2 separate regions of the Homo sapiens genome follow, and region 2 is linked to region 1. The links are chromatin loops, found by intact Hi-C in ENCODE. Cell type or tissue: heart left ventricle. All regions are shown on one strand. Each heading gives the region's core, and the rest is flanking DNA. Links, peaks and the distances in the headings are about the cores only.

Region 1 (15,869 bases), core at 5,106-13,105:
AACACTTGGGGATAAATTTCAAGCAAGAGATGACCAGAGAAGCTGTTTAAGACCAATGTTTGCACCAAAAGGCAATGGATGATGTGTACAAAGTGTCAGGGGAAGAAAGGATGATCAAAAAATTTTATGCCCAGCTAAGGTATCCTTCACAAATAAGAGAACACATAGTGATGCTCAAGCATGCAAAAATACAGTGAATACAACTATAAGCCCTTCTTGGAAAAGCTACTTGATGAAATCTCAGTAGTCAATAATAGATCAAAATAAGAACTCAGGTATGAAGTTGTGCAAAAATCCTGGTGGTGAGCACATAATTGATTTAAATAAAAAGCTAAGTTTATATAACTGTGAGAATTATGGTTATGGAACAAAATATAAATGTTATAAACTTCAACAATGTATAAATAATACTATGGTTGACAAAATAGACTGGTATAAGTAGGTGGAAGGAAATATGGGCAGTTTAATTTTTCTCTAATAAGGAGTTAACTAATGCCCTCAAAATTGAACCACAAAATTTAAAAATTACTCTAACTTCAATGTATTTTTAATTTCTAACATTCTAAAAATAATCTCTTATGTGGTTAAAAAAATGTTTTTCTAAATTTTAGAAATCTTTCCATTTCCACTGGGCACAGTGGCTCACCCCTGTTATCTCAACACTTTGGGAGGCCGAGGTGAGATGATCACTTGAGCCCAGGAGTTCAAGATCAGCCTAGGCAATGTATCAAGACCCTATCTCTATAAAAAATAAATAAAAAAGAAAAAATGAGAGAAATCTTTCCGTTTCCCTTGTTTCTTCAAATAATTTCACATATAATTTAATATTTTAATTAAAAGTGGCAAATGTAGCATGGTCCTGTTTCTAGAAAATTGTTTTTGTCTATATATCTACTTATCCTTCTATTTATCAATCTCTCATAGAAATTTCTGGAATAATGCTCACCTAAGATTAACAGCAGTCGTTTCCGGAAGGTAAGATTTGGGTAAAATTTTTGTTTTCTTCTTTGTGTGCAGGACCATGTCAAATGCCAGTAGCTCCCTTCGGGGGGAATATTTACTTCTGGTGGCAGTACAAGACTCTTAAACAAGGGATGTGGTCTCTCTTAAAACAAACGGGTTCTGGGTCTGCGAACCAACTCAGATCGGGAAACTTGGTAGAGGACTATGATTTTCCACCCTAAGTGGAAAACTGTTTCAGTTTCACTCATCAGTCTTGGACATTTTCTTGATGTTGTACAAGCCAAGTAGTATTCCCACTGGCTCTCTATCTTATCTCTCAGAACACAGCTCATTATCACCACAGATCCCTGCAGGGTAAGACACCTGAAGGGCCTGTCTAGCCTTACTATCCAGTAGAGTAATCGTGTCTACCTTCCATCTATCCAAGTGCCCCATGTAGTGCCTGCCATTCTGGAACCCAACTTTCCTGTTGAAAGGAGGCAGCTCAGTTCCATAGCAGCATCTCCTACTGTCGGCCCCGGAATACAGAGGAAACCACCATGGAGGTGGCTCAGTGCTATCAGTGCCCCTCCCACCAGTGCACCTTAGCACCCTAGTAAAGGCCATATCCTCTAGGCCCTCCCATGCACTGGCTTCTCTGGCCTAAAGCAACAAAACCACTCTCATATTCTCACTTTTCTGATACTTTGACCCTTCCTCCATAGTAAGCCAAGGCAGTTCTGCCATGGCTGAAGTAGCATGGAAGTAAGTGGCAGAAAAACTACTGCCTGGTAAAAATCACAAACAATTATCAACATGCCACATTTTTTAAAAATAAAGATGAAGGACAGTTCAAACATTGTAAACTGTATCCAAAATTATATTGATCATCAAATTAATAGTTCAAGGGGCACATTGCTTTAAAGGATTGGCCATTAATAGACAGATTTTTCTACAGGGCTTGCCAGGTAACACTTTCCTCTCACGTTCTACTCAAGGGCTCTCTGTGGAAAACCTTTGCTTCTAGGTTGTAAAATTTAGCACTAGTTTTATTAGGTTGGTGCAAAAGTAATTGTGGAAGTAATTGTTGTGTTTGCCATTACTTTCAATGGCAAAACCCACAACTACTTTTGCACCAACCTAATATATAGGTCATTAGACTCATGATGTTAAGATGCATACTAAGAAACAGGCAACAGGTACATCAGGCCCTGGTATTTTTCATGCAATGAGATATATATTTAACATCATCAGGTTATGTCTCTGAAAAATTTGCATCTGCAAAATTGCACACTTGAAATGTCAAAATAAGTTACTAAATTTTTTAGAGCTGCAGAAATTTTACGCTAATGGGGCAGTCTACCGCAAAGGTAGTAGTTTCACAGACTGATTTTATATCCTCACTAAAAGATGTTGGAATCTTTCTTTTTAGTCACAGTTATATGATATAAAATGTGCTATTGGATACTTCACTATATGAGAAAAGCTCCCTTAAAGATAAAATAAGGACATATACAATCTTCTCTGAGTCCTTGGAGTCAGAGTAAAGATACATTTTAGCACAGAAAATACTACAATCTGGTCTTACTTTCTGAACACTTTAATAGAAATAGGCACAAAAAAATTGTAAAAAGCAGGCAGTGTGTCAAGAACAGAAATAGAATGTGTCATTTGGGGATGGCCATGTGGCTCCCAGATTAGATGTTTGCTACATCCATGAAATCTGTCAATCAACAGTTCAGTTTACGCATGGAAGTTCTCCTTATTTAAAAGTTTAATGTTGCTGTGATAACCGCTGTTAGAGATGGTACCAGGGCCTGCCAGCATACACTGCTTCTTTATTCCTTTTCCTCTCCAGCCAACCATCAACAGCCAGGACTACTGCCTGCTGAAGCTCCCGAAGCTCATGATACAGGGAGAGCAGAAGGCTGGAAACACAGCTGTGATTAGCAAGCTGATAGATGAAGCAAGGCTGGAAGCAGGCGCTATCTCCTGTGGTTATCTTCCCATTTAACACTTCAAAACACTTCTCCAGCACCTGTAGGTGATGAGTGACAATTATCCTGAGTTTTTAAAACTTTTTGAAAAATGAGCTATTACTTTCTGTGGTTTTATCTGCCAGATCTCAGTTGAAACTCAGGAAGAAGCCAGATAGTCAAATGCTTCAAAAGGGTTTTTTTTTCATGGTTCAATAATGGACAACTCAAGCCACACAAATTGAGAAAATTAACTAAATTTAATTAAGATTAATTAACTAATTAACTAAATTAATGAACTCCATATAGATGGAGTTCAAAATTTTTAGAAAAAAACATGTCTTAACTGCATATTTTAATTCATTTTACTTTATGTGTTTCTCTACAACACATTCAGTTCTCAATGAGATGTCTGTGTCTTAATCTAGTATGTTACTGCTTTTGAATGAACATGAAATATAAAAATCATGTAAGTTTGCCAGCTACAGTTCGTAATTTAGAAGGACAAATAGGTCAACCTGGTTATAAACTCTTCCAATATATAGCACTGTGTCTTTACTTTCTTTTTATTTTCCTTATCTTGCCTACCACAATGCTTCGTAAATTATTCATCATTTTGAATGAAACAAGGTGGCATTCGAAAAACAGAATTACAAGTAGGTGGAAGACAGCTGCTTCATCTTCCCCATCACCAAATTGGCTGGTCCACCTGCAAAGACCCTGCCTTACCTATGGCTTGAACGCATGGCTGGCCTTGCAGCTACCTAAGGCGAGTCCCTTCATCTGTACACTGGATTCCATCCTTTCTTGCCAAATTAAGCATGCTGCTCTTGAAATTATCCCATCACTCTCTGCATCATCAATATTTTCTTCTCTAGTGGATCAGTCTCATCAATAAGCAAACATGTTTTTAGCTTATCTCATTTTAAAAAAACTTTCCTTTGACCACACACGTCCCTCTAGATACCACTCATTTCTCTGCTCCCTTTTCTTTCAAAATTCCTCAAAACGGCTGCTCACAACGCATTGTCTGTCCACCCACATAATTCAGACATTGGTTCCCACATTCTACTGAAACCAGTCTTGTTGAGGTGGCTAAAGACCTCGCCATGCAGCAGTCAGTTCTCAGTCCCCATCTAACTTCCCTTCTTGGCAACACCTGAAACAAGTGGTTACTCACTTCCTCCTTCCTGAAACACTGCACACGGCTTATGGGAAATCCCACCTTCTTAGACCTTCCTTTTACCTCACTGGTTGTTCCTTCTCAGTCTCTTTTGCTGCTTCCTCCACCTCTTCCTCATATGTAAGTGTTGGCAGCCCCTAGACTCAGTCCTGGAAGTTCCTTTCTCTTCTCTCTACTCATGTATCAGTGTCTGTCACCACCATCCACCTGGTTGCTCAGTTGGGAAACTTTTAAGTCACATTTTAGCCCACTCTTTACCTTACATTCTATTTCACAACCATTGACAAGTCCTGCCTGCAAAATAGATCCCAAATCTGACTACTCCCTGTCTCCCCCACCACTCCCACCCTAGTCCCAGCCCGGTAACCTCTAACCAGCCCACTGCAATCATCTCCTAACTAGGTCCCCTGCATCCTCTCCTGCCTCCATCGTAATCAAAGCTCCACACAGCAACTGGAGAGATCTTTCAAAAATGCAAACTAGGCCGGGTGCAGTAGCTCACGCCTGTAATCCCAGCACTTTGGGAGGCTGAGGTGGGTGGATCATGAGGTCAGGAGTTCGAGACCAGCCTGGTCAACATAGTGAAACCCTGTCTCTGCTAAAAATACAATAAAAAATTAGCCAGGCGTGGTGGTGGGTGCCTGTAGTCTCAGTTACTTGGGAGGCTGAGGCAGGAAAATCGCTTGAACCCAGGAGGCGGAGGCTGCAGTGAGCTGAGATCACACCACTGCACTCCAGCCTGGGTGACAGAGTGAGACTCAAACTCAAAAAAAAAAAAAAAAAAAAAGAGAAAAGCAAACCAGATCTTGCTCAAATGCTCCAGTGGCTTCTCAACACACTCAGAATAAAATCCAATCTCCCACCATGGTCCATAGGATGTGACAAAATCTACCCTGTACTGTACTTTGGCTCCTACCACTCTCTTCCAAGTTCACTCCATTCCAGCTACAAACTAACCCATCTCATGGCTGTTGCAACCATCCACCTGGAATGTTCTTTCCTTACCTCAGGTTTTTGTATGGTTTCCTCCTTCACTTCATCCAGGTCTTAATTTGAATATCATTTCAGTAGAGTCCTTCACTAACAATCTTATCTACAATAACACCTTGTATAAAATAATAACCATTTATAAAGTAGCCCTTTCACTCACAAACACTTTAGCTTGCTCTATTTTTCTTCACAACAGTTATCATTACCTCACCCTACCTTAAATTATGTTTTGAAAAAGAGTGTGTGTGTGTGTGTGTGTGTGTGTGTGTGTGTGTGTGTGTATGTGTGGTAGGAGTAGTGGTGGTGGGTAGTGGTAGTGTTTTTCTCTTCCATCACAAGGGTAAAGACTCTATATTTTGTTCACTGTTATATCCCAAGCACTTGGAAGAGTGTTTAGCACATAGTAATTCAATAAACATGTGTGAAATAATGAATGATTGAGAAGGCATTAGTTCCACTTTATATTTTTAATGTACTTAAAGAAGGAATAATGAGTTAGTCCATATCACTATCCAGGAAAACAGCTTCTTTTTTTTTTTTTGAAATGGGTGGGTGGGGTCTTGCTCTGTCACCCAGGCTAGATGGAGTGCAGTGGTGCTATCAAAGCTCACTGTAACCTTGAACTCCCAGGCTCAAACAACCCTCGCACCTTAGCCTCTAAAATAGCTTGGAACACAGGTGCAAGCCACCATGCCAGTCTAATTTTTTTTTTTTAATAGAGATGGGGGCCTCACTACGTTGCCCAGGCTGGTCTCTCACTCCTAGCTCCAAGCAATCCTCCCTCCTGGGCCTCCTGAGTTACTGGAAATACAGGCATAAGCCACTGCACCCAGCCCATCTTTGCTCTTTTAATATTCACTCTAGCTAAAGGTGCCACTTGTTTTAACCTAGATGAGAACAGCTCCAGGCCAAAAGAAAAAAAAAGAGGAAGAGAAGGCTCTTCAATTGCCTTTCACTAAATATCAGCACCCTTTCTATGACTCTAGGCTCCGACCACTGGACCTGGACACAGGGGCCCAGGCTCTATAGCCTCACAGCCTGGGGCTCTGAGTCTGGCAGCCTAATGGCTGGGAATCTGGTACTTTGCCATTGCCTGCAGGACCAATCTGTGACTTGTGGTGTAGCTGCATTCCCTGAATTTGGTGCTTATTCAAAGAAGTAAGTTGAAAGGAAGCATCATTAGATCAAGGATTGCATTTGTCTTGATCACCACTGAGGACCACAGGGGCTGATATGTAGCTGGGGTTCAAAAATGTATTAGGAATTGGAAGAGGAAGGTCAAGCAAAAAAAGACTTTCAAAAAGAGTATGATAAGGTAAGCAAGAATAAAAGAGAGTAAGAGCAGCATACTGGATGTACCATAAATCATACATATCTAGAAATCAATAAGTCATATGGTAATCCATTTGGAAGGGATTTTAGGGAGCCCCACAAATCCATGGTCATTTACCACATTACCTCAATACCGAAGAGAAAGTTTACGAAGTCTTTCTACTTGGATCAGTCTTGCTATCACCCAAATAATTTTAAACAATTCCCACTTTTATTTGCTCTCCTGTCCATGTAATTCCTCCAGTCTCAGCAAATGATTTTGCCGCCTATCTGACAAAGAAAAACCTCAGTAATAAGAATGTCTTCATCTGCCTTTTGCAGATCCACAAACTTCTACACACCTGGCCTTCCCTTCTTTTCTCACGAGGCACAGGAGACAGACCTGGCCATCATCCAAGGCCAGCAGCTCCCCACGTGATGTGGGGAGCTGCCCAGTATCTCCACCTTCTTGGGAACATACACTAGTGAGTGTCTTCCCCTTTCCTCCCTCTCTTCCTTTCCACCATCTCCTTTTCCAGTGTAGACTAAATAGTCTCATTTAAAAGAAACCTGGCTGGGCGCGGTGGCTCACGCCTGTAATCCTAGCACTTTGAGAGGCCAAGGCAGGTGGATTGCCTGAGCTCAGGAGTTCAAGACCAGTCTGGGCAACACGATGAAACCCTGTCTCTACTAAAATACAAGAAAAAATTAGCCAGGCGTGGTGGCGTGTGCCTGTAGTCCCAGCTACTTGGGAGGCTGAGGCAGGAGAATTGCTTGAACCTGGGAGGTGGAGGTTGCAGTGAGCCGAGATTGCGCCACTGCACTCCAGCCTGAGTGACAGAGCAAGACTCTGTCTCAAAAAAAAAAAAAAATTAAAATTAAAATAAAAGAAGCCTAAGCTTGAAGGTTATACCACCTAGCTAAGTAATGACTAGAATATTTGCAAAGGACAAGGATTGGGAATCACGTGCTATCTGCTTTTTAAATATCCCAACTGACCTTCACTTAAAATTTCCTACTTGCTTATCTTGCAGAATTTGTTTTGTCTTTGCTACTGTGTTTGCTAACAAAATATTTTAAGTTTTAAATAATGGCAGCTTGTAAGAAGTTGGCCCTTCAGTGTTTTTTGTTTTTTGTTTTTTTTGTAATCATTGACAATAAGCACTTATTCTTTCTGGAGAAGCTGGCCACTTGTTTATCTGCTGAACTACATTTCTCCTTCAAGGCTTTGTAGTGGAAAGCAAAGATATAAAACACAAGATTAAAGAATGATCTCATGGAGTTGCCAAAGAAATCTCTATAGTCCAGGAAGTCCTAGCATGCCTGGTTGGTTGTTTGTTTCCAACTTGAATGAGGTTTGTGAAAAGACAATTAGAATTGTCTTTTTGTTCCAATGGGTTATACAGGAAAGAAACAGGAAATCTTGATGAAAGCTTGGGCTTTACAGGATATTTGTGTGAGCATTTAGCCCATGTGTTTGATGTTTTTCTTTCCACATCTGCACACTTTATGCCTGGATTTTGGCTAAGATACTTTAAAATACTACTTCGCTGTTTTCACTTCATTACAGTTCCTGGCACGGTGCTTTCTGTAAGAGAGGGGCTCAAAAATTAAAACTGGAGAAGGAAACTGAGGCCCAGAGGCACAAGTCCATTCATTCCCTCTGAATGTCAGTCAGTTCCCTCGTTATAAAATGTGAGGATTAGACCGGATAAGTGCTTTTAAAACTTTTCCACCAAAGTACTCTCAGCAGCAGTGAAAATGAATAGCACCCCCCTGGGGGATCTGAGGGCATAGCCTGAAGCAGCCTCTGCAAGCTGGAAGTTTCTTTGAAATGTCCTATTTTGTCTTCTTCATGAGAACTTTGCATTTTACAAAACAGGAAAGTCTATGTTTGTTTTAATAGGAATGTTACCTCAATAGTAAAACTACGTTGCTTTCCCACAATCGAACTGAGTGGATGCAACACTCCAGGAAGCATGTACGCAGCCTCAGGAACCCCTGGCACTTGCTCACACTCCCCCGGGGATCACCTTACCTGAGTTGGAGAAGCAAGGGCCCAGATGCTCGGCGTCTAAATCCCCTCCTGATGTGAAATGCTATCATCATAACACTGACAATTTTACCTTTTAGAGAAAAGTAAAACAAAATAATAGAAAAATATTCACACTTCCATTTGAATGGCAACTGAGAAAGTAGGCAAGAGTCCTGATACAGGGAAATCCAGCCAGACAGGTACCTAAATGAATGAGTCAGCGGTGGAATCAGAGAAGTCGGTCTGTCAAGAGGGGCTGGGAATCTAATCAGGCAGATGAACAGAAAGTCCCAGAATCTTGGTTTTGGAAGAGACCACTGCAGTAAGACAGCCCCCGGAAGGCACAGTATCCCTCCAGAATACTCCAAAAACACACCGCAACCCACTCACACTGGAAACTTACTTTCTCACAAGAAAAACTGTTGCACATTTGAAGGAGGAGTTCTTTAGAAAAGAACTACCTTGAAACAATTCAAAATATTCCTCATGGTACCATGTATGTATGGGTTCAATTTCTGCCCCCTGGAACTCCGCGGGAGTGCATTTAGAGTGGGGGTCAAGGGCAGGCCTCAGGTTCAGGTTCCGAATCCACCACCTATGAACTCTGTGGGACCCTGGGCCATTTACTCAAATGGATGTACTTCAGTTTCTACAACTAGAAGATGAAAACAATAAACAGTGTAGCTACCTCACAAGATTTCTGTGAGTCAGGTGCAGTGGCTCACGCCTGTAATCCCAGCACTTTGGGAGGCAGAGGCAGGTGGATCACCTGACATCAGGAGTTCGAGACCAACCTAGCCAACATGGTGAAACCCTGTCTCTACTAAAAATACAAAAATTAGCCAGGAGTGGTGGCGTACCACGTGTAATCCCAGCTACTTGGGAGGCTGAGGCAGAAGAATCACTTGAACGTGGGTGGCAGAGGTTGCAGTGAGCCGAGATTGCACCACTGGCACTCCAGCCTGGGTGACAGACCAGGACTCTGTCTAAAAACAAACAAACAAAATATATATATATATATATATATATATATATATATATATATATAATTATAATATATAATATGCATTATACATATATTTTATATATATATATTACTGTGAAGATGGGGAGTGGCTGAATATGTGTAAAGCAAGCAGAGTAGTGCCTGGTCCAGGGTAGATCCTAATAACTGTGGGCTTTTAGGATTTTTATCACACAGACCAAGCCCAGTACTCCCTGAAATTCAGACCTTAAATTTACAAACAGAGAGATATGCAATCCTCCCTTTAAATATTCCCCTCTGACATAGTTCCAGACCTTTCTACACTCTGAAAACTCTTCTCTGAACATGTTCGAGTTTGTCAGTGGCCTGCTTAAAATGTGGTGACCAAAATCGACCTATTCCTTATGTGACCTGAAATGTAAACAATAGCTGGGACCATATCTGCCAGCCCTCTTGTCCCCTGTGTCCCAGGCACCACACTCCCCTTATCTCTGAGGCTTTCTGTCTTCCTTCTACTTTTGCAACTGATTTTCTAAACCAAACCATGGCATTTTATATTCAACCTCAATAAATGTAATCTTCTTAATTCCAGCCAGCTTAAAGCTGCAGAAAACTCATTTTTTTTAATCCTACATATTAACTATTCCTCAGAACTCTAAGCATTGGGAAACTTTAAACTTTTTTTTTTTAATCCCTTATCATCCTCGACTGACTGAGAGACACAGAAATCTCACTTTAGGTTAACACTAATCATTCAGAGATGGCCCTTTGAACTATCACTTAACCACATAAAGGTACCAATATTCAAACCATATTTCCCCATACTGCCTTCATGTAGGCACCGTCAGACGGCTCCACGAAAGCCAGATATATTACATCTACTCCTATTTCCTTATCTACCAGCCTGGCTGCCCTGTTCAAAGAAGGAAATGAGCTTAGTTTAATCGGCTTCATTCTTAGTGTACTCATGCTGGCTTGTAGAGCTCACTACTGTATGCCTATCGTTTGTCATGATAAACTTCCACAGGAAAAAATCCTAACAATTTGGAGTGGTCAGGGGAAACACTGTTACAGTTAACAGAATATTCTGCTGAAAAAAAAAAGCTAACTAAAAAAGTTTGTATATTGTCACATCAATAAATATTCTCCTAAAATGTACTAGCTCATACTCCTGCCTTCATCTTTCCTTAGTGAACTACCACCTGGGATCTTCATTCTCAGCATTGATTCTAATGTATAGACCTCTAGATATAGAAAGAATAAAAACAGGTGAAATCTGCACCCACCTGAGGTACGCTTGTGTGTGTTTTTACATTCCTGTTATATACTACATTTGTATCATCTCTTTTCATGAAAAAAAGAAAGAAAAATGGATGCAATGGTGTATGGCTTCCATTAATAGTATCAATTCTTTAAAGAATTTATCGGTATCCCTTATTGTGTTAGTATTATTTTTGATCAATACAAAGACAAAACTTTGATAGATTTTAAAATCTATCATTCTGAGAAAAGCCTTTGAAGTTTACATGCTTCCAGACAAATTTATATATTTTTTTTACATTAAAAAAGTGAAACTGTCACAATGTGGATAATAGGGGGTATAGAAAAAAAGAATTCACCATGATTCCATCCTCTAAAAAATAACTAGGATTTTTGAGATTAAGGATAATTGGGTCAGAGGGTGTAAGCGTTTTTCATGACTCTTGGTAGAATCTGCCAAAATCCTTTCCAAAAAGCCTGTAATGCCACTAGCATGTATAAAAGTACCAATTTCACTAAACTTTTACCGACTTTAGATGGCACATCATGGTTAATTCTAATTTGCATTTTTATTAACACCAAGAGTAACGATGTTTCTACATGGCTGTTCACTTAATTCATTTCTTATCTCTCTCTTTCCTTTGCCAGGTCACTTATTGGGACATTAATGATTTTCTTATGGTTTATGCTAATTACTATATTTAATCTGCTAATTATTTTTATATATTATACATTTATTAATTTTATAAGGAGAGTTACTCTTTGCCTAAGATATCTGCTTCAATTATTTCTTCAATTACTTTTTTAACTCAAAATACTTTTTATTTAGTCAAATGCATTTCAATTTTCCTTGGCGTTTTTTTCTTATTGTGTCTGACTTTCAAAGTCAGTGGTGTGCCAAAACAATTACAAAATAAATGCAGATCAGGTGCTGACATCATTTGGCCACACTTGGTTATAAATTTGTGACCCATGTGATTATCATCAAAATGAGAATATAATTTTAAAACTCCCACAGAGAACTCTGCAACATCTTACACTCATCCTGTAGTATCATAACCTCTGACTAGCATTTGTGTTACATAAAGAGCTTTAAATTTGGTTTTCCCTTCTCCCCTGTTCCTTCCTCAGTTTACTTAGAGGAACTGACATTTTTCTTATTTTTCTTAGTGCTTCTAATATTGTTTTTAATACAAAATTACCTCAATTATACTTTGTAACTATAGCATAATAAAAAGTAACATTCATTGCCCTTCCTTAATATTTTTATTTACATTTGATTATTACCTCTGTTTCCCTCTTACCACCCCTTCCTCCCCAATTCCAGCCTCCAATTCTTCATCTAGTTTTCTAAACCTAGTTTCTGAAACCAGTTTCCAAGCAACTTCCCCCATCACTAAAGTTGTGGAAAACATCCTCCATGGCACTTCAGATAACAGTGTATTTCAGGGGAAATACCTATTTTTAATTTAGCATGTGTCAGAACGACTTTCAGTTGCCATCCCATATTAATCGGAAATTAACTACTTCATTTTTATATAAAACCATTTTTTTAAAAAAAAGAATCTGATAGAATAACTCCATTGCACCGGCTTTTGCAGTTAGAAAGTCTGAAGTTATCCATACTTTGGCACTGTTGAAAATGATCTGTCAGCTCTATCGTCTACCTTTTCTTCTCTTTTAGGCTTTTCATTTGTTGGTCATTTTTTACATTGCATATAAATTGTCTGAATTTATTTTCTATTTCATTAATCCAAATTTATTACCCACTTAAAATGTTACAGAATATAATATAGACCAGGCACGGTGGCTCAAGCCTGTAATCCCAGCACTTTGGGAGGCTAAGGCAGGAGGACTGCTCAAGCCCTGGAGTTCAAGGTTGCAGTGAGCCATGATCATGCCACTGCACTCCTGCCTGGGAGACAGAGCAAGACCCCATCTCTAAGAAAAAATATATATAATATAAATGCTCCAAAATATTATTCCATTTTAATGTTTCTTAGCATTCATAATTTTAATGTTTTACTTATCCAAGTAATGCATAACATATGATCATTATGAAATTTGAAGTAAAAAAGTTTTATTTAGAGCATACAATGAAAGTCTCAGTTCATCATAACCCTAACCCATAATACCAGGCCAATTCCATAGTCATGTATAATCTTACAGAATTTTTTCACTGAATTTACATATCTAACTTTGAGACACATATGTTTTAATTTTACTTCAATGGGATCATAATATACAAAGTGTTCTAAAAAGCGCTTTATTCCCCTCACCAATATGTCTTAGAAATCTGCATATGTTGGCACCTTCAGATTTATATTAATCTTTTTAATAAGTATATAGTATTCCACAGTAGGTATTTAGCATTATTTATTTATTTATTTTTGAGACAGAGTCTCGCTCTGTCACCCAGGCTGGAGTGCAGTGGTGCGATTTTGGCTCACTGCAGACTCCACCTCCCAGGTTCACACCATTCTCCTGCCTCAGCCTCTCGAGTAGCTGGGACCACAGGCGCCCACCACCATGCCCGGCTAATTTTTTGCATTTTTAGTAGAGACGGGGTTTCGCCATGTTAGCCAGGATGGTCTCGATCTCCTAACCTCGTGATCCGCCTGCCTCGGCCTCCCAAAGTGCTGGGATTACAGGCATGAGCCACCGTGCCCGGCCAGCATAATTTATTTAATCATTCATTTTATTCATAACTTTTTTCAGTATTACAAATAATCCTCCCGAAACATATGTGAACATGCATTTTTTTGCACATGTATAAGTATTTCTATAGGATAGGTTCTAAGAAATAAAATTTTGGGATTAAAATCTATATGAATTAGTTTTTTTGGAACAATAGAACATATATATCCTACATATGAATATGTATATATAGAGTGTACATATTCACATGTGCATATGTGTCTGCATACATGCACACATGATTTTTAAAAATAAAATGGTAAAGATCATCTTCTAATAAAAAGTAACAGGTCCTTGCCCCATCCCACTCCTGTACTGGTGGCAACTCTTTTAAAACATGTCTGTGCTCCTTTCTGTGGTGATTACTTCCCTACCTCTACAAAATATGCTACATAGCTCTTTCTTAATTTACCAAAGCTAGACATTCCTTATAGGCCTTCTACTAGGACAAATGGGGATTTAGCTCATTTACACTCCCTTGCTGCTCTCTCCCACTCCTGTCACCATTTTACTAGTTACTCCACTCCTCTCACTTCCTCCAGTGGTCAACCCTGTAATTAGGAATATACTAAAGCCTCTGTGTTTTGTTTCATGATACGGGCAGCTGCTCAAATCCACACTTCATGATAATACCTCAGTACTCTCACCCTTCCCCTCCCAGCCCCTCCATCCCTTTCTTCCACTTCCATACCTACACCGTCTTAACCTTTACTGTTACAATAGCAAGGCTGGTGATATGGTTTGGCTGTGTCCCCACCCAAATCTCACCTTGAATTGTAATAATCCCCACGTGTGAAGGGCGGGACCAGGTGGAGATAATTAAATCATGGGGGCAGCTTCCCCCCGTACTATACTCATGGTAGTAAATAAGTCTCACAAGATCCGACGGTTTTATAAATGGGAGTTCCCCTGCACAAGCTCTCTTGCCTGCCACCACATAAAAGGTGATTTTGCTTCTCCTTCTGCCATGATTGTGAGGCCCCCTCAGCCATGTGGAACTGTGAGTCCATTAAACCTCTTTCCTTTATAAATTACCCAGTCTTGGGTATGTCTTTATTAGCAGCGTGAGAACAGACTAATACAGTTGGTAACATCTATGTCCTGTTCTGTAACCCTAAGCTAGTTTTTAAAGCTGAAAACAATAAATGTCATCTAATTATTATGTCTATGTATATACTGTTCACTGATGAATATTTTGTCTGCTAAGACTACATTTCCTTTTCTACTGGTCCAGCATCATAACGCCTGTGCTGCTTGATGAAGAATGTGCCTTTAAAATCCAGTTCCAGCATTTTCTACGTTTTTACATTTTCTAAGTTTGCAATCGTAGTCAGCATGGTAAATTGTTTTACGCTAACCCCATTTGATGGTCTTCTCTGTGATACTCCTTCCAGGCGGAGGATTACACCAGGGAGGCCATGTTTGCTTTGGCCAATAAAATGTGAGTAAACTTACTTCTGAGTCAATTTTAGAAGACAGCAAATGCTCAAAATATTTCCTTTTCCATTTCCCATAGCAATGTTCCAGATAGTTCATTCTAAAAACGACTCAAGATGACATGACATGGGTCAGAGCTGCAGTCAATCCTCAAAGGACACGTGACATAAGTATGAAATAAGCCTTTTTTGTTCTAAGCCACTGAGGTTTAGGATCATGTTTACCAAAGCAAAACCAAGCTAAAAATTAATGGTAATCTTAAGTATTCTGGGAATAAGCAGAAATATATTTTTAAAAGAAGAAAATAAAACTTTGTATTACTAAGTAAGAGGCAGAGCACTGACGACAAAATCTCAACTCCTTACACAAACCGGTCCTAACCTCCCTCTTTCCCTTCATCTCCTACAGCAGGAACCTTTCTCCCCATACTCTGGCTAACCTGGTCTTCATCATCATTTATTTTCCTTGAACACTTCCAGCTTGCTCTCTTCTCAGGATTTTTGAACGTGCAGTTCCCTCAGACTGGAATACTATTCCTCCAGAGCTCATGGCTGGCTCCTTCCTAGTTTTTAGAACTCAGCACAAATGTCAGGGAAACCCTGATCAGTTATTCAAGGCTATAATCTCCTTCCCACCCTCCACCTGGCAAAGGCTATAAAGGTACCATCTTTTCTTCTTCATAAGTCACTCTTCAGGCCGGGTGTGGTGGCTCACACCTGTAATCACAGCATTTTGGGAGGCTGAGGTGGGCAGATCACCTGAAATCAGGAGTTCAAAACCAGCCTGGCCAACATGGTGAAACCCTGTCTCTACTAAAATTACAAAATTTAGCCGGACGTGGTGGCGTGTGCCTGTAATCCCAGCTACTTGGGAGGCTGAGGCAGAAGAATCGCTTGAACCCGAGAGGTGGCGGTTGCAGTGAACCAAGATGGCGCCATTGCACTCCAGCCTGGGTGAGAGAGTGAGACTCCTTCTCAAATAATAATAATAATAATAATAATAACTCACTCTTCAAAATTATTTCACTTTTTAATTTGTAGACTGATGACTCAT
Region 2 (15,869 bases), core at 3,977-11,976, 82 kb before region 1:
GAAAGCTGGGACATATTTAACAGTGAAAGGGATAGCAGGAAATGCTAAGTCACACAAGATACTGGGACAACAGGTAAAAGTGAGAATGTTTTGGTCAAATTAAAATGTATAGACACCCTATTAATGGTAAGATATCAAAGTAGTACCATAAGTAATTATTTCTGTTCTTATTTGTAATCATTTCATCACTGATAAAGATCCCAGTAAAATATATTTTTTCATTTTATTAACTTTAGTGTTATAAAAAACAGATGCACTGTCCAATTAGGCTATTACAAACTTAGCCATGAAGTTGAAAGGATCAAAAGATTTATACAGGCAAAGACTGGGAGTGGCATCAGCAAGATGGTGGAATAGATTGTCTGGCATCACTCCTGCCAAAAAATATAACTAAAAACTATCCAAAGACAAGAATACCATCCTGAGTTCACCAGAACTTGGAGGAAAGCAGAGAAACTCCCTGGGCCCCCAGAATCAAGAGAAGCCATGACTGGTAAGAGAAATATTCATGTTGGACTATGCTGCCCTCTCCCACAAGCCATCATAATGTCCCTCACACAAAATTTCTCTAGATTCAGTTTCCAAGGTAAGAGGTTGTAGACATTAGATCTCCTCCACAGTCTGGGAATCTTCACAGGAAGACCATTCTGGTCTTGTCCCACAGGAACTAATGGGAATGCCAGGAATACTGAACCAAACTGGGGTGAACTGGGGACAAACAGCCGGCACTGATTACTTGAACTAGTGCATGGATCTTGGCAGCTACTCTGTACTTCAATCAGTGAGGAAGCCATATTAAAGAGACTGCTTGCTGCTCTATTGCAGCAGTGGGGCAGAATCTGTGGGAAGGCTCGAATTCCTGGCTAGATTTTTCCACAAACCCCAACTGCTCTATGGAGCCTTGACCTGACCCAGAAACAACTAAAAGGTTAAGATTAAGTTCTGGTGCCTGCTTAAGTCTTCCTTACACTAGGAAACAATGGCAGGTCAGCAAGGTAGTTCAAAGGTAATGTTTAACTTCCAATTCTCACTATAAGTCTTCCCCAGACCAGAAAACAGTGGCAGGCAGTGATTTTGTTTCAGAGAAGCATTTAAGTTCTGGAGTCAACTATAAATCTTCCCCAGACCAGAAAAAATTGGCAGGGCAATGAGTTTGTTCCACTGCAATGTTTTAGTTCTAATGCTCACTATAAGTCTTCCCCAGAATGGGAAGTAACAACAGGCCAGCATTTAACTTCTGATGCTAAGTAGTAAAGGTCTGATACCACCAAAGAATACGTGCATAAAATAGAGAAAGTGGATGTCTCCTCAAATGTGCAGCCACCAACATAAAGATGCAAGGATTGTGAAAACTCAGGGGAATATGACACCACTGAAAGAAACTACCAATAGACTCAGAAGAGCTGACAAACTGTGAAATATCAGAGAATTCAGAATAATACTTTCAAAGAATTTCAGAAAATCAGGCCAGGCGCAGTGGCTCATGCCTGTAATCCCAGCACTTTGGGAGGCCGAGGCGGGTGGATCACGAGGTCAGGACATCAAGACCATCCTGGCTAACACAGTGAAACCCCGTCTCTACTAAAAATACAAAAAATTAGCTGGGCGTGGTGGTGGGCACCTGTAGTCCCAGCTACTCAGGAGGCTGAGGCAGGAGAATGGTCAGAACCCAGGAGGCGGAGCTTGCAGTGAGCCAAGATCGCGCCACTGCACTCCAGCCTGGGCGACAGAGTGAGACTCCTTCTCAAAAAAAAAAAAAAAGAACAAATTTCAGAAAATCACAAGCAAACATGGATAGAAAACTAAAAGAAATTTGGAAAACAATCCAGGAACAAAGTGAGAAATTTGACAAGGAAATTGAAATAAATAAAAAACCAAATAGAAATCTTAGAAAAGATAATACAATAATAGAACTGAAAAACTCTTTTGAAAGTTTCAACAGCAGACTTGACAAAACATAGGAAAGAATTAGTGAGCCTAAAGACAGAACATATAAAATTACTCACAGAAGGAAAAAGGAAAAAGAAAATGAGTGAAGAAAGCTTACAAGATTTATAGGGAAAACAACAGAATATACATTCATCTCATTGCCACATAGAACATACTCTAAAATTGACCACATAATTGGACAAAAAACAATCTTCAGCAAAGGCAAAAGAACCGAAATCATACCAAACACACTGTTGTACCACAGTGTAATAAAAATAGAAGGCAAGACTAAGAATATCATTCAAAATCATGTAATTACATGGAAATTAAACAACATGCTCCTGAATGACTTTTGGGTAAATAATGAAATTAAGGCAGAAATCAGGAAGTTCTTTAAAACTAATGAAAACAAAGATACAACATACCAGAATCTCTGGGACATAGCTAAGGCAGTGTTAAGGGGGAAATTATACAGAGCACTAAATATCCACATCAAAAAGTTGGAAAAATCTCAAATTAACAACCTAACATCACAACTGAAAGACTTAGAGAAGCAAGAACAAATCAACCTCAAAGCTAGCAGAAGAGAAGAAATAACCAAAACGAGAGCTGAAATGAAGGAAACTGAGACACAAAAAGCCATTCAAAAGATCAGTGAATCCAGGAGTTTGTTTTTTGGAAAAAAAAAAAAAACTAAAAAGACAGATAGGCCACTAGCTAAACTAATAAAGAAGAAAGAGAGAAGATCCAAATAAACACAATTAGAAATGACTATGGGAATGTTACCACTGACCCCACAGAAATAAAAATAACCATCAGAAACTCCTATGAACACCCCTATGCATACAAACTAGAACACCTAGAAGAGATGGATTAATTCCTGGACACATACATCCTGCCAAGGCTGAACAAGGAAGAAATTTATTTCATGAACAGACCAATAACAAACTCCAAAACTGAATCAGTAATAAATAGCCTAACAAACAAAAAAACTCCAGGGCCTGATGGATTGACAGCCAAATTCTACCAGATGTACACAGAAGAGCTGCTACCATTCCTACTGAAACTATTTCAAAAAATTGAGGAGGAGGGACTCCTCCCCAACGCATTCTATGAGGCCAGCACCATCCTGACACCAAAACCTGGAACAGACAAAACAACAAAAAAAGAAAACTTTAGGCCAATATACTTGATGAACATTGTTGCAAAAATCCTCAACAAAATACTGGCAAACTGAATCCAGCAGCACATCAAAAAGCTAATCCACCACGATCAAGTAGACGTCATCCCCAGAATGCAAGGTTGGTTCAACCTACACAAATCAATGAATGCAATTCATCACATAAACAGAACTAAAGACAAAAACCACATGATTATCTCAGTAGATGCAAAAAAAGGCTTTCAATAAAATTCAACACCCCTTCATGTTAAAAACTCTCGATAAACCAGGCATTAAAGGACCATACCTCAAAATAATAAGAGCCATCTATAACAAACCCACCACCAATATTATGCTGAATGGGTAAAAGCCAGAAGCATTTCCCTTGAAAAACAAAACAAGACAAGAATTCCCTCTCACCACTCCTATTCACCACTGTATTGGAAGTCCTAGCCAGAGCAATCAGGCAAGAGACAGAAATAAAGGACATCCGAATAAGAAAAGAGGAAGTCAAACTTTCTCTGTTTGCAGACATGATTCTATATCTAGAAAACCCCACAGTTTTGGCCCCAAAGCTCCTTCAGCTGATAAAAAACTTCAGCAAAATTTTAGGATGTAAAATCAATGTACTAAAATCACTAGTATTCCTGTACACCAACAACAGCCAAGCCAAGAGCCCAATCAGAAAGCAATCCATTCACAATGCCACAAAAAGAATAAAATACATAATATACCTAGGAATACAGCTAACCACGGAGGTAAAAAGTCTCTACAATGAAAATTACAAAAGAGTGCTTGAAGAAATGAGAGAAGACACAAACAAATGGAAAAACATCCCATGCTCATGGATTGGAAGAACCAATATCATTAAAATGGCCAAAGCAATTTATAAATTCAATGCTATACCTACCAAACTGCCAATGATATTTTTCACACAATTAGAAAAAACTATTTCAATATTCATATGAAACCAAAACAGAGCCTGAATACCCCAAGCAATCCAAAGTAAAGAGAACAAAGCTGGAAGAATCACCTTACTCAACTTCAAACTATACTACAGGGCTATATTAACCAAAACAGCCTGGTACTGGTACAAAAACAGACACATAGACCAATGAAACAGTATAGAAAGCCCAGAAATAAGGCTACACATTTATAACCACCTGATCTTTGACAAAGATGACAAAAATAAGCAACAGGGAAAAGACTCCCTATTCAATGAATGGTGTTGGAATAACTGGCTAGCCGTATGCATAAGACTGAAGCTGAATCCCTTCCTTAAAATAAAAAGAAAAATCAACTCAAGAATAATTAAAGACTTAAATGTAAAACCTATAACTATAAAAACCCTGGAAGACAATCTAAGCATTACCATCCTGGACATAGGAACAGGCAATGATTTCATGACAAAGACACCAAAAGCAATCACAACAAAAACAAAAGTTGACAAGTGGGCTATAATGAAACTTAAGAGCTTCTGCACAGCAAAAGAAACTATCAACAGAGTAAACACACAACCTACAGAATGGGAAAAAATATTCGCAAACTATGCATGTAACAAAGGTCTAATATCCAGCATCTATAAGGAACATAAATAAATTTACAAGAGAAAAACTACCCCATTAAAAAGTTGGAAAGGACATGGACAGACACTTCTTAAAAGAAGACACACATGTGGCAACAAGCATATGAAAAAAAGCTCAATATTGCTGATCATTAGAGAAATATAAATTAAAACAACAATGAGATACCATCTCACACCAGTCAGAATGGCTATTAGTAAAAAGTCAAAAAATAACAGATGCTGGCAAGGGTGTGGAGAAAATGGAACACTTATACACTGTCTGTGGGAGTGTAAATTAGTTCAACCATTGTGGAAGGCAGTATGGCCATTCCTCAAAGAGTTGAAAACAGAACTACCATTCAACCCACAAATCCCATTACCAGGTGTATACCCAAAGGAATATAAATCATTCTACCCTAAAGACACATGTACATGAATATTCACTGCAGCACTATCCACAATAGCAAAGACATCAATCAGCTAAATGTTCACCAATGACAAACTGGATAAAGACAATGTGATACATATATACCATGGAATACTATGCAGCCATAAAAGAATGAGATCATGTCTTTTATGGGAACATGGATGGAGATGGAGGCTATTATCCTTAGAAAACTAACACAGGAACAGAAAACCAAAGACCACAGGTTCTCACTTGTAAGTAGTAGCTAAATGATGTTACCTATGCAACAAACCTTCACATGTACCCCCAAACCCAAAATAAAAGTAAAAAAAAAAAAAAAAAGACTTAATAGGACATCAGCAAGTGAATGAATCTCCACATAACAGAAATTCCCAAGACAGAAAAAGGCCCACAAAGCATATTTTTAAAAAATGACTGAAAATTTCTCAAATCCCAAGAAAAATTATACCATCCACGCACAGGAAGAAGTAATCAATCAAATTTAACCCAAAGGGGAAATCCCCAAGGCACACACTAATCAAATTAGCAAAAATGAAAGACAAAAAAAGAATACTCAAAGCAGCAAGAGAAAAGACACATATCATATTCACTGGAGCCCCAATACGGCTTTCAATGGATTTCTCAACAAAAACCCTGAAGGCCAGAAGAGAGTAGGATGCTATATTCCAAGTTTAGGGGTTGGGGGTGGAAAGGAGAGACTGACAACTAAGAATACATACCCAACTTCACTATTCTTCAAAAATGAAGGAAAGATAAAGATTTTCCCAGACAAATCAAAGCTGGGGTTATTCATCAACACCAGACCTGTCTTACACAAAATGCTAAAGGGAGTTTTTCAATCAGCAAGAAAGAAATGAATGCTAACATGTAACAAGAAAACATCTAAAGATATTAAACTGACTTGGAAAAACAAGAAAACAGACACATTCAGAATAGTCTAATACTGGAATGGAAGCACTTAAACCACTATGTGTTCAGCATGCAGACTAAAAGACAAACTATTTTAAAATAATAACTACAATAATTGGCTAAGAGGCAATATAAGAAGATTCAAATTGAAGCATCAAAGAGTCAAAAATGTGGTGAAGGGGATGCTGTTAAAGTGCAGTTTTTTTCTTATTTTTCTTTTGGTTGTGTTCAAAGTTAAGTCACTATCAGTTTAAAATAACCTCTTATAACTAAAAGATGTTTTTTGTAAGCCTCGTGGTGGCCACAAAGCAAAGTAAATACACTAAAAATAGCACAGAATCAATAGATACACTAAAAATAGCATAGAATCGAAACATACTACCAAAGAAAATCAGTTAACCGCAAAGGAAGACAGTAAAAAAGGAAGGAAGGATTTACAAAACAATCAGAACACAAGTAAGAAAATGGCAGCAGTAAACTCTTTCCTATCAATAATAACTTTGAATGCAAATGGGTTAAATTCTCCAATTAAAAGACACAGAATGGCTAAATGGATTTAAAAGAAAACAAGATTCAACTGTACGCTGTCTTCAAGAAACTCACTTCACCTATAAAGACACACACAGACTGAAAGTGAAGAGATAGAAAAGGATATCTCATGCAAATGGAAACCATAAAAGAGCAGGAATAGTTACACTTATATTAGTTTATGTTGACTTTAAGAACTGTAAAAAGAGAGACAAAGAATGTTATATAACAAATAAATACAGAAAGATAATATAATAATTGTAAATATACCTGCACCCAACACTATAGCACCCAAATATAAAAAAACAAAAATTAACAGACCAAAAGGGAGAGACTGACTGCAATGCAATAATAGTAGTAGATTTCAACATTCCACTTTCAGAATGGACACATAATCCAGACAGAAAATCAGCAAAGAAATATTCAAGGTAAACTGTCCTCTAGACCAAATAGACCTAACAAGACATTTGCTCTCCCTCTCCCTCTCCCCATCCCCTTCCCCCTCCCCCTCCCCCTCTGATGCCCAGCCGAGGCTGGACTGTACTGCCGCCATCTCGGCTCACTGCAACCTCCCTGCCTGATTCTCCTGCCTCAGCCTGCCCAGTGCCTGGGATTGCAGGTGCGCGCCGCCACGCCTGACTGGTTTTCGTATTTTTTTGGTGGAGACGGGGTTTCGCCGTGTTGGCCGGGCTGGTCTCCAGCTCCTAAATGCGAGTGATCTGCCAGCCTCGGCCTCCCAAGGTGCCGGGATTGCAGACGGAGTCTCGCTCACTCAGTGCTCAATGTTGCCCAGGCTGGAGTGCAGTGGCGTGATCTCGGCTCGCTACAACCTCCACATCCCAGCCGCCTGCCTTGGCCTCCCAAAGTGCCAAGATTGCAGCCTCTGCCCGGCCGCCACCCCGTCTAGGAAGTGAGGAGCGTCTCTGCCTGGCCGCCCATCGTCTGGGATGTGAGGAGCCCCTCTGCCCGGCCGCCCAGTCTGGAAAGTGAGGAGCGCCTCTTCCTGGCCGTCATCCCGTCTAGGAAGTGAGGAGCGTCTCTGCTGGGCCACCCATCGTCTGAGATGTGGGGAGCGCCTCTGCCCCGCCGCCCCATCTGAAATGTGAAGAGCACCTCTGCCCAGCCGCTACCCCGTCTGGGAACTGAGGAGTGTCTCTGCCCCGCTGCCACCCCGTCTGGGAGGTGAGGAGCGTCTCTGACCAGCCACCCTGTCCGAGAAGTGAGGAGCCCCTCTGCCCGGCTGCCGCCCCGTCTGGGAGGTGTACCCAACAGCTCATTGAGAACGGGCCATGATGACGATGGCAGTTTTGTCGAATAGAAAAGGGGGAAATGTGGGGAAAAGAAAGACAGATCAGATTGTTACTGTGTCTGTGTAGAAAGAAGTAGACATAGGAGACTCCATTTTGTTCTGTACTAAGAAAAATTATTCTGCCTTGGGATGCTGTTAATCTATAACCTTACCCCCAACCCCGTGCTCTCTGAAACATGTGCTGTGTCCACTAAGGGTTAAATGGATTAAGGGTGGTGCAAGATGTGCTTTGTTAAATAGATGCTTGAAGGCAGCATACTCGTTAAGAGTCATCACCACTCCCTAATCTCAAGTACCCAGGGACACAAACACTGCGGAAGGCGGCAGGGCCCTCTGCCTAGGAAAACCAGAGACCTTTGTTCACATGTTTATCTGCTGACCTTCCCTCCACTATTGTCCTATGACCCTGCCAAATCCCCCTCTCCAAGAAACACCCAAGAATGATCAATAAATACTAAAAAAATTAAAAAAAAATACAATGATACAATTAAAAAACACAAATAAAAAATGGATTAAAAAAAAGACATTTACAGAATTTTCCACCCAACTGCTGCAGACATTTACAGAACATTTCCTCAACAGCACATGGAAGAGTCTCCAGTATAGACTACATATTAGGTCACAAAACAAGTCTTAAGAAATTTTTAAAAATCAAAATCATATCGTCTTTTCTGATCACAATGGAATAAAACTAGCAATTAATAACAGAAGGAATGTTGGAAACTGTACAAATCCATGGATATTAAACAGCAGACCCCTCAATAAGAAATGGATCAATGAAGAAATTCAAAGAGAAATGTTAAAATTTCTTGAGACAAATGAAAATAAAAATACAACACATTAAAACCTATGAGATACAGGAAAATCAGTTCAAAGAGGGAATTTTATAACAATAAATGCCTACATCAGAAAAGCAGAAAGCCATCAAATAAACAATCTAACACTGCACTTCTAGGAAATATAAAAGGTAGAACAAACCAAACCCCAGATTTGTAGAATAAATGAAATTATAAAGATTGGAGCAAAAATAACTGAAATTGAAACCAAAAAAAGAAAAATCAGCAAAACAAAAAGTTGTTTTTAAAAAAGATAAGCAAAAACTGGCAAACCTTTAGCTAGACTAAATAAGAAAAAAAAGAGAAGAGACCCAAATAAATAAAACCAGAAATAAAAAGGGAGACACTAAAATTGATACCACAGAAATACAAAGTATCAGTAGAGTCTATTATAAACATCTACACGCCAACAAAATGGAAAGCCTATTAACAGAAGAAATGGATAAACTTCTGGGCACATGCAACATACCAAAATTCAACTATGAAGAAATAGAAAACCAGAACAGACCAGTAATACATAATGAGATTGAAGCAGTAATAAAATCTTTCATCAAAGAAAAACCCAGAACCTGAGGGCTTCACTGCTGAATTCCACCAAACATTTGAAGAACTAATATCAATTCTACTCAAAGTCAACAAAAAAATGAAGAGGAGAGAATACTTCCAAACTTACTCTACAAGACCAGCATTAACCTGATACTAAAACCCGACAAGGACACACACATACACACACACAAAGAAAACTAGAAGTTAATATCCTTCATGAACATAGATGTAAAAATCCTCAGGAACATACTAGCAAACTGAATTCAGCAACACATTAAAAAGATCATTCATCATGATCAAGTGGGATTTATCCTGGGGATGCAAGGATGATTCAACATAAATATATCAGTAAATGTGATACATCACATTAACGAAACCAAGAACAAAAACCATATGGTCACTTTAGTAGATGCTGAAAAATCATTCAATAAAATTCAACATCCCTTTATGATTAAAAAAAAAAAACCTCTCAATAAACCGTGTATAGTAGAAACACTTCACAAAACAGTAAAGGCCATATATGACAAACCCAGAGCTAACATCATAGTGAAAAGGGAAAAATTGAGAGCCTTTTCTCTAAAATCTGAAATTAAACAAGGATGCTCACTTTCACCATTTCTATTCAACACAGATAGTATTGGGAGTCCTAGTCAGAGCAATTAGGCAAGAGAAAAAAATAAGGGGCATCCAAATTAGAAAGGAAGAAGTCAAATTATCCTTATTCACAGACAACATGATCATATATTAAGAAAAACCTAAAGACTCCACCAAAATAATGTTAGAACCAGTAAACAAATTCAGTAAGGTTGCAGGACATAAAATCAACATGCAAAAATCTGTAGCAATTCTATACACCAACAGTGAACAATCATGAAAAAAAATCAAGAAAGCAATCCTATTTACAGCAGCGATAAAAAAAATCTAGGAATAAATTTAACCAAAAGTAGTAAAAGTTTCTACACTGAAAACTTAAAACACTGATCAAAGAAATTAAAGAGAACACAAAAATGGAAAGATACTCCATGCTCATGGATTGGAAGAATTAACAATGATAAAATGCCCACACTACCCATAACAATCTACGGGTTGATTGCAATCTGTATCAAAACACCAATGAGATTCTTCAGAGAAATATAAAAAACAATTCTAAAATTTGTATGGAACCACAGAAGACCCCAAATAGCCAAAGTGATCTTGTGCAAAAGTTATAAAGCTAGAGGAATTGCACCATCAGGCTTCAAAATATACTGCAAAGCTATCATAACCAAAACAGCATGGTACTGGCAGAGAAATATACACACTGACCAATGGAACAGAATAGAGAACCCACCACACCTTTACAGCTAACTCATTTTTGACAAAGGTGCCAAGAACATACCTTGGAGAAAGGACAGTCCCTTCAATAAACAGTACTGGCAAAACTGGATACCCATATTTAGAAGAATGAAACCAGGACCCTATCTCTCACCATATACAAAAATTGAATCAACATGGATTGAAGACTTAAATGTAAGACCTGAGAGTATGAAACTACTTGAAGAAGATATTGGTCTAGGCAAAGATTTTTTTTGGTAAGACTTCAAAAGCACAAGCAACCAAAGCAAAAGCAGAAAAATGGGATTATATCAAGATAAAAATCTTGAAAAATATTGAAGTAAATATACATTAGTATTGACTTTCTGCAAGCAAAGAAAACAATCAAGAGTAAAAAGAAATGAGAGAACATATTGGCAAACTATCCATCTGACAACAGATTAATAACCAGAATTTATAAGGAACTCAACAGCAAAAAAACAAATAATCCAATTTAAAAATTGGCAAATGATCTGAACAGACATTTTTCCAAAGAACACATACAAATTGCCAACAGGGCATGTGAAAAAAATGCTCCATATCACTAATCATCAGAGAAATGCAAACCAAAGCAATAATGAGAGGATATCTCATCCACTTAAAACTGCTATTATCAAAAAGACAAAAAACAAATGCTTATGAGGATGCAGAGAAAGGTGAACACTAATACATTGTTAGTGAGAATGCAAATTAGTATAGTCACTATAGAAAACAGTATAAAGGTTCCTCAAAAAACTAAAAATAATCTAGCATATAACCCAGCAATTCCACTGCTGAATATATATCCAAAAGAAAGGAAATTAGTATACCAAAGAGAGATCTGCACTCCCATGTTTATTGGAGCATTATTCACCATAGCAAAGATATGGAAACAACATAAATGTACATCAGCAAAGGGGTGGAGAAAGAAAATGTGCGATATATACACAACAGAGTATGACTCAGCTATAAAAAGAATGAAATTCTGTCATTTTCAGCAACATGGATAGAATTAGATGTCATTATGTTAAGTGAATTAAGCCAGGCACAGAAAGACAAATATTGCATGTTTTCATTCATATGTGGGAGCTAAAAAAGTGGATCTCATGCAGGTGAGAGTAGAATGACAGTTACCAGAGGCTGGGAAGGGTAAAGAGGAGAAGACATAAAGAGAGGTTGGTTAATGAATACAAAAATACAGTTAAACGTAAGGAAGAAGTTCTAGTATTTGACAGCACAGTGGGGTGACTATAGTTAATAATTTATTGTATATTTCAAAATAGCTAGAAAAAAAGATTTGAAATCTCCTTAACAGAAAGAAAAGATAAATGTTTGAGGTGTTAGATATCCTAATTTTTCTGATTTGATCACAACACTTTGCAAGAATGTATAAAAATCTCACATACATCTGATAAATATGTACAATTCTTACATATCAACATAAATTTTTTAAAAGTTTGCATAATTATCAGCACTAATCATAAACAAACACACATACAACAAAAAACAAACCAAAAAAGTCCCCCCAGACCTAAACTGTGTGTGTGTGTACACACATACACACACACACACACACGAGACTTAGGGCACAAATATCTGCTTATTTTACTCACTTCCACTTCTCTCCATTTAAATATAAAACTTTGATGATAGCAAATAAGGTCTTCTACTTTCAATAACTTCCCAAGTCGAGTCACTGTCTTTTGCTGTATTGATCTAAGGCATTTTCATTTATTCTAAATAGAATTTTTTTCATCACAGGGCATCCAAAAAGACAAAATCAATAACCTCTGAGGAATACAGAACTCCAATTTTTAATGGTTCTATTAGAATACTAAAAATTAGGCTACAGAAGGACAAAGGAGGATTAATCTTGTAATTTTTAAATGCCTACTTTAAAACTAAACTAATTCATTTATAATTCTAGGTTTTATTTTCAAATAACCTTAACATAAAATATACTCTCTTTTAATTTTCTCCAAGTAAAACATAGTTTTCTAGCTTCAGACAACTAGACTTTGAAGTTAAGCTATTGACTTGCTCTCCTGGATTGCCAGAAAATAAAGTGCTCTTTAATGTGCAGCAGAAGGCAGAGGGAGAAAGAGGAAAAGATTATTCGGGAAACTGTGAAAGCCATTGAGAAGGGAGCAGTCTATTTCCATCTACATCCATGACTCCACACTGACATTGAGCTTTGTAGTCCCTCTCAGGTAAGGATGATAGACCTTTGAACATGTAAATACTCAAGCATTAATGATGATAGGTACCCCTGCTTATTTTGTTAATAAACAGATGCTCCAGATATTATTCTAATACTTGTTTAGTGGACTCACTGTGATACGAGTGCCTCACATACAAACCAGATAAAGTAGGAGAGCTGGGGCTCATGTAAAAAAGGGTCTAAGGAACATCAATTTCTTCTTGTTACATAGGAGATACATAAATACATTTAAAATATTTGATTTGGTTTGATTTGTGTATTTTGTCAAAGTAACAACAAAAGTCTTAGTTTTTCTTTTTAATTATGCCAATAATTATTTTTTAAGGTTTTTTTTGGCTTTTTAATTTTTTATTTCTTTAAATACTTATCCTACAATAGTACTCCAAACCTCAGCATCACACACTATACCCATGTAACAAACCTGCACATGTACCCCCGAATCTAAAAAGTTGAAATAAAAAAATTATCCTATAAAAAGTGTTAGTTTTTGTATAAGACAAGATTATAACCCCTGTCATAGTCAAGAAAGCTTTACAATTTAGGTCATTCAAAAGCACATTAATATAAACCTTCATATAAATGAACACCAATTCATCGCATTCAAATTATGTACACATCCTAAGTTTTCCAAGTTATTTGTGTATGTTTTTACCTGGTAAATTAAATTATTGTTATATTTACAGGTGCCATTATCTATTACACCAGGCTATAGCTTATATATCCAGAGGAAAATGACAACTTTAGGTTCACCAATATTTGTGGAACATAATAAAAAATATACGGGATATTGTTGGCCAATCAATTTTATAATTCTAACCTGAGGATAACATTTAATTTAAAGTTTAAGGATATAAAACTTCACGTTTTTTAGCAAAGGAAAAAGTCATGGAAAAGATAAAAGTAAAAAGAACAAAAGTGAGGTTGGAAATCCATCTTAAGCCAAAATGACAATGTCTTCATAAGTTAATATTAATCCTTTAATTATAAATTTTAAAGGTTTAAGTAGTTTCTATGACCTTAACTTTGAATAATTATGCCATATGGAGCTTTTCTTAAATTTGAAAAAGATGCTGAATTGTTGCTCAAAGCCTTTTCATGATTTCAGGCTGGCAGAATTCCAGTATAATCCTTCAGACACCACTTAAAATTACAGACCAGGAACCCAAGCTGGTAAATGCTATGTCAAAATGCTAAGAGCCTTTTACTGAGTAGAGCACATTGTAGAAAACGTTTGATGTGTTGGTATATTTATAAATATCAAAACATGAAGCTGAAAACAACTATTTATAGTGGAGAATTTACAAAGGAAAAGATGAACAGATTAGACGAAATTTAAATAAAATGTTTGTGTATCATAAAATTAAATCATAAAAGGCAAATGCCAAAGATATTTGCCACAAAGATAAGGGTTTTATCATTCTAAATATAAAAGGAGTTTATTAGATGAGCTGATGAGAAAAACATTAGGACCCTAAAGGAAGAAAAACTGGAAAAAGACATGAACAGGCAATTTCCCGAAAATGAAATATAAATAAATAACAGGTAAATCCATTGTAAATGTTCAATCTCTCACACTTAAATATACAAATTAAAACAACTGTTTTTCACAAACATGTACTACAAATTAGGTAAAACTACTAATAAATCTACAGACTAAGTAGATACTCTACTGAAGTAAATATACATTAGTATAAACTTTCTGAAATGCAATTTGACCTGTTAATTCTACTAGGATTTTAACCTAAAAAAATTGAAATTGAAAATGTCAACAAAAGTTTATGTATGATGATGCCAATCTCCACATTAAACAATTAAAATAAAATCTAAAAGTTTGGCTGGGTGCAGTGGCTCATGCCTATAATCACAGCACTTTAGGAGTCAAGGTGGGCGGATCACCTGAGGTCAGGAGTTCAAGACCAGCCTGGTCAACATGGTGAAACCTTGTCCCTACTAAAGATACAAAAATTAGCTGGATGTGGTGGCGCATGCCTGTAGTCCCAGCTACTCAGGAGTATGAGGCGGGAGAATCGCTTGAACCCGCAAGCCAGAGGTTGCAGTGAGCCGAGATCAGGCTCCATCCTGGGCTACAAAGGAAGACTCTATCTCAAAAAAAAAAAAACCTAAATGTTCTAAAATAAAGAAATAACACAATTAATTACATCTGGCTGGGCGTGGTGGCTCACGCCTGTAATCACAGCACTTTGGGAGGTCGAGGTGGGCGGATCACGAGGTCAGGAGATCAAGACCATCCTGGTCAACATGATGAAACCCCGTCTCTACTAAAATACAAAAAATTAGCCGGGCATGGTGGCGCCCATCTCTAGTCCCAGCTACTAGGGAGGCTGAGGAGGGGAATCGCTTGAACCTGGGAGGCAGAGGTTGCAGTGAGCCGAGATTGTGCCACTGCACTTCAGCCTGGCGACAGAACAAGACTCTGTCTCAAAAAAAAAAATTATGTTATATCAAAGGCCGGATGAGGTGGCTCACGCCTGTCCTCCCAGCACTTTGGGAGGCCAAGGCGAGTGGATCACTTGAGGTCAGGAGTTCAAGACCAGCCTGACCAACATGGAGAAACTGCGTCTGTACTAAAATATAAAATTAGCCAGGCATGGTGGCACAATGCCTGTAATCCCAGATACTTGGGAGGCTGAGGCAGGAGAATCACTTGAATCTGGGAGGTGGAGGTTGTGGTGAGTCGAGATTGTACCATTGCACTCCAGTCTGGGCAACAAGAGCAAAACTCCATCTCAAAAAAAACAAAACAAAACAAAATTTGTTATACCCATAAAACAGGATATCATGAAACAATGAAAACAATATTTTCAAAGAATTTCAAATGACATTGGAATATTCTTAGTATAATGCTTTAAAAAGCAAGAGATCAAATTAATTAGTTTGATCTTGGGCAGCTAAGTTAGTATGGCTATTTTACATATACATTAAATTATTACTATTATATCTGAGTGGTGGTAGGAACAGGGAATTTTACACCTTTCTCCACTTTCCCTATTTTCTAAAATATCTTCTATTTCAAGGAAGGTTATTTTTAAAATAGCTGAATAGGTTTCTAAAACCATTGTCCAATTTAGATACCAAAGTTTAATCAAAC

Evidence for each region. Hi-C counts contacts between places; a loop is a spot of excess contacts. Peaks named below come from ENCODE experiments on the same cell type or tissue, not always from the same donor. Only the 100,000 strongest peaks of a DNase experiment are listed, where the experiment ranks them.
Region 2: a loop joins it to region 1, with 4 times the contacts of the local background. A loop is called at or near these places in 1 of 110 quality-filtered maps.

Annotation. Positions count from the first base shown.
Region 1 is chr17:65,910,921-65,926,789 of GRCh38, forward strand. All of the region lies in intron 19 of CEP112 (centrosomal protein 112), which reads right to left. LOC105371867 (a long non-coding RNA gene) reads left to right here. Exons shown (of 4, transcript XR_001752977.3): 3 at 925-975; 4 at 2,801-2,880. Among named protein-coding and RNA genes, the nearest start is that of CEP112, 270 kb to the right of the region's middle. In heart left ventricle, for the core only: a CTCF peak has its summit at 8,180; no DNase peak of the experiment used is centred there; H3K27ac peaks cover 450 bases.
Region 2 is chr17:65,829,811-65,845,679 of GRCh38, forward strand. All of the region lies in intron 21 of CEP112 (centrosomal protein 112), which reads right to left. Among named protein-coding and RNA genes, the nearest start is that of AXIN2, 280 kb to the left of the region's middle. In heart left ventricle, for the core only: no CTCF peak of the experiment used is centred there; no DNase peak of the experiment used is centred there.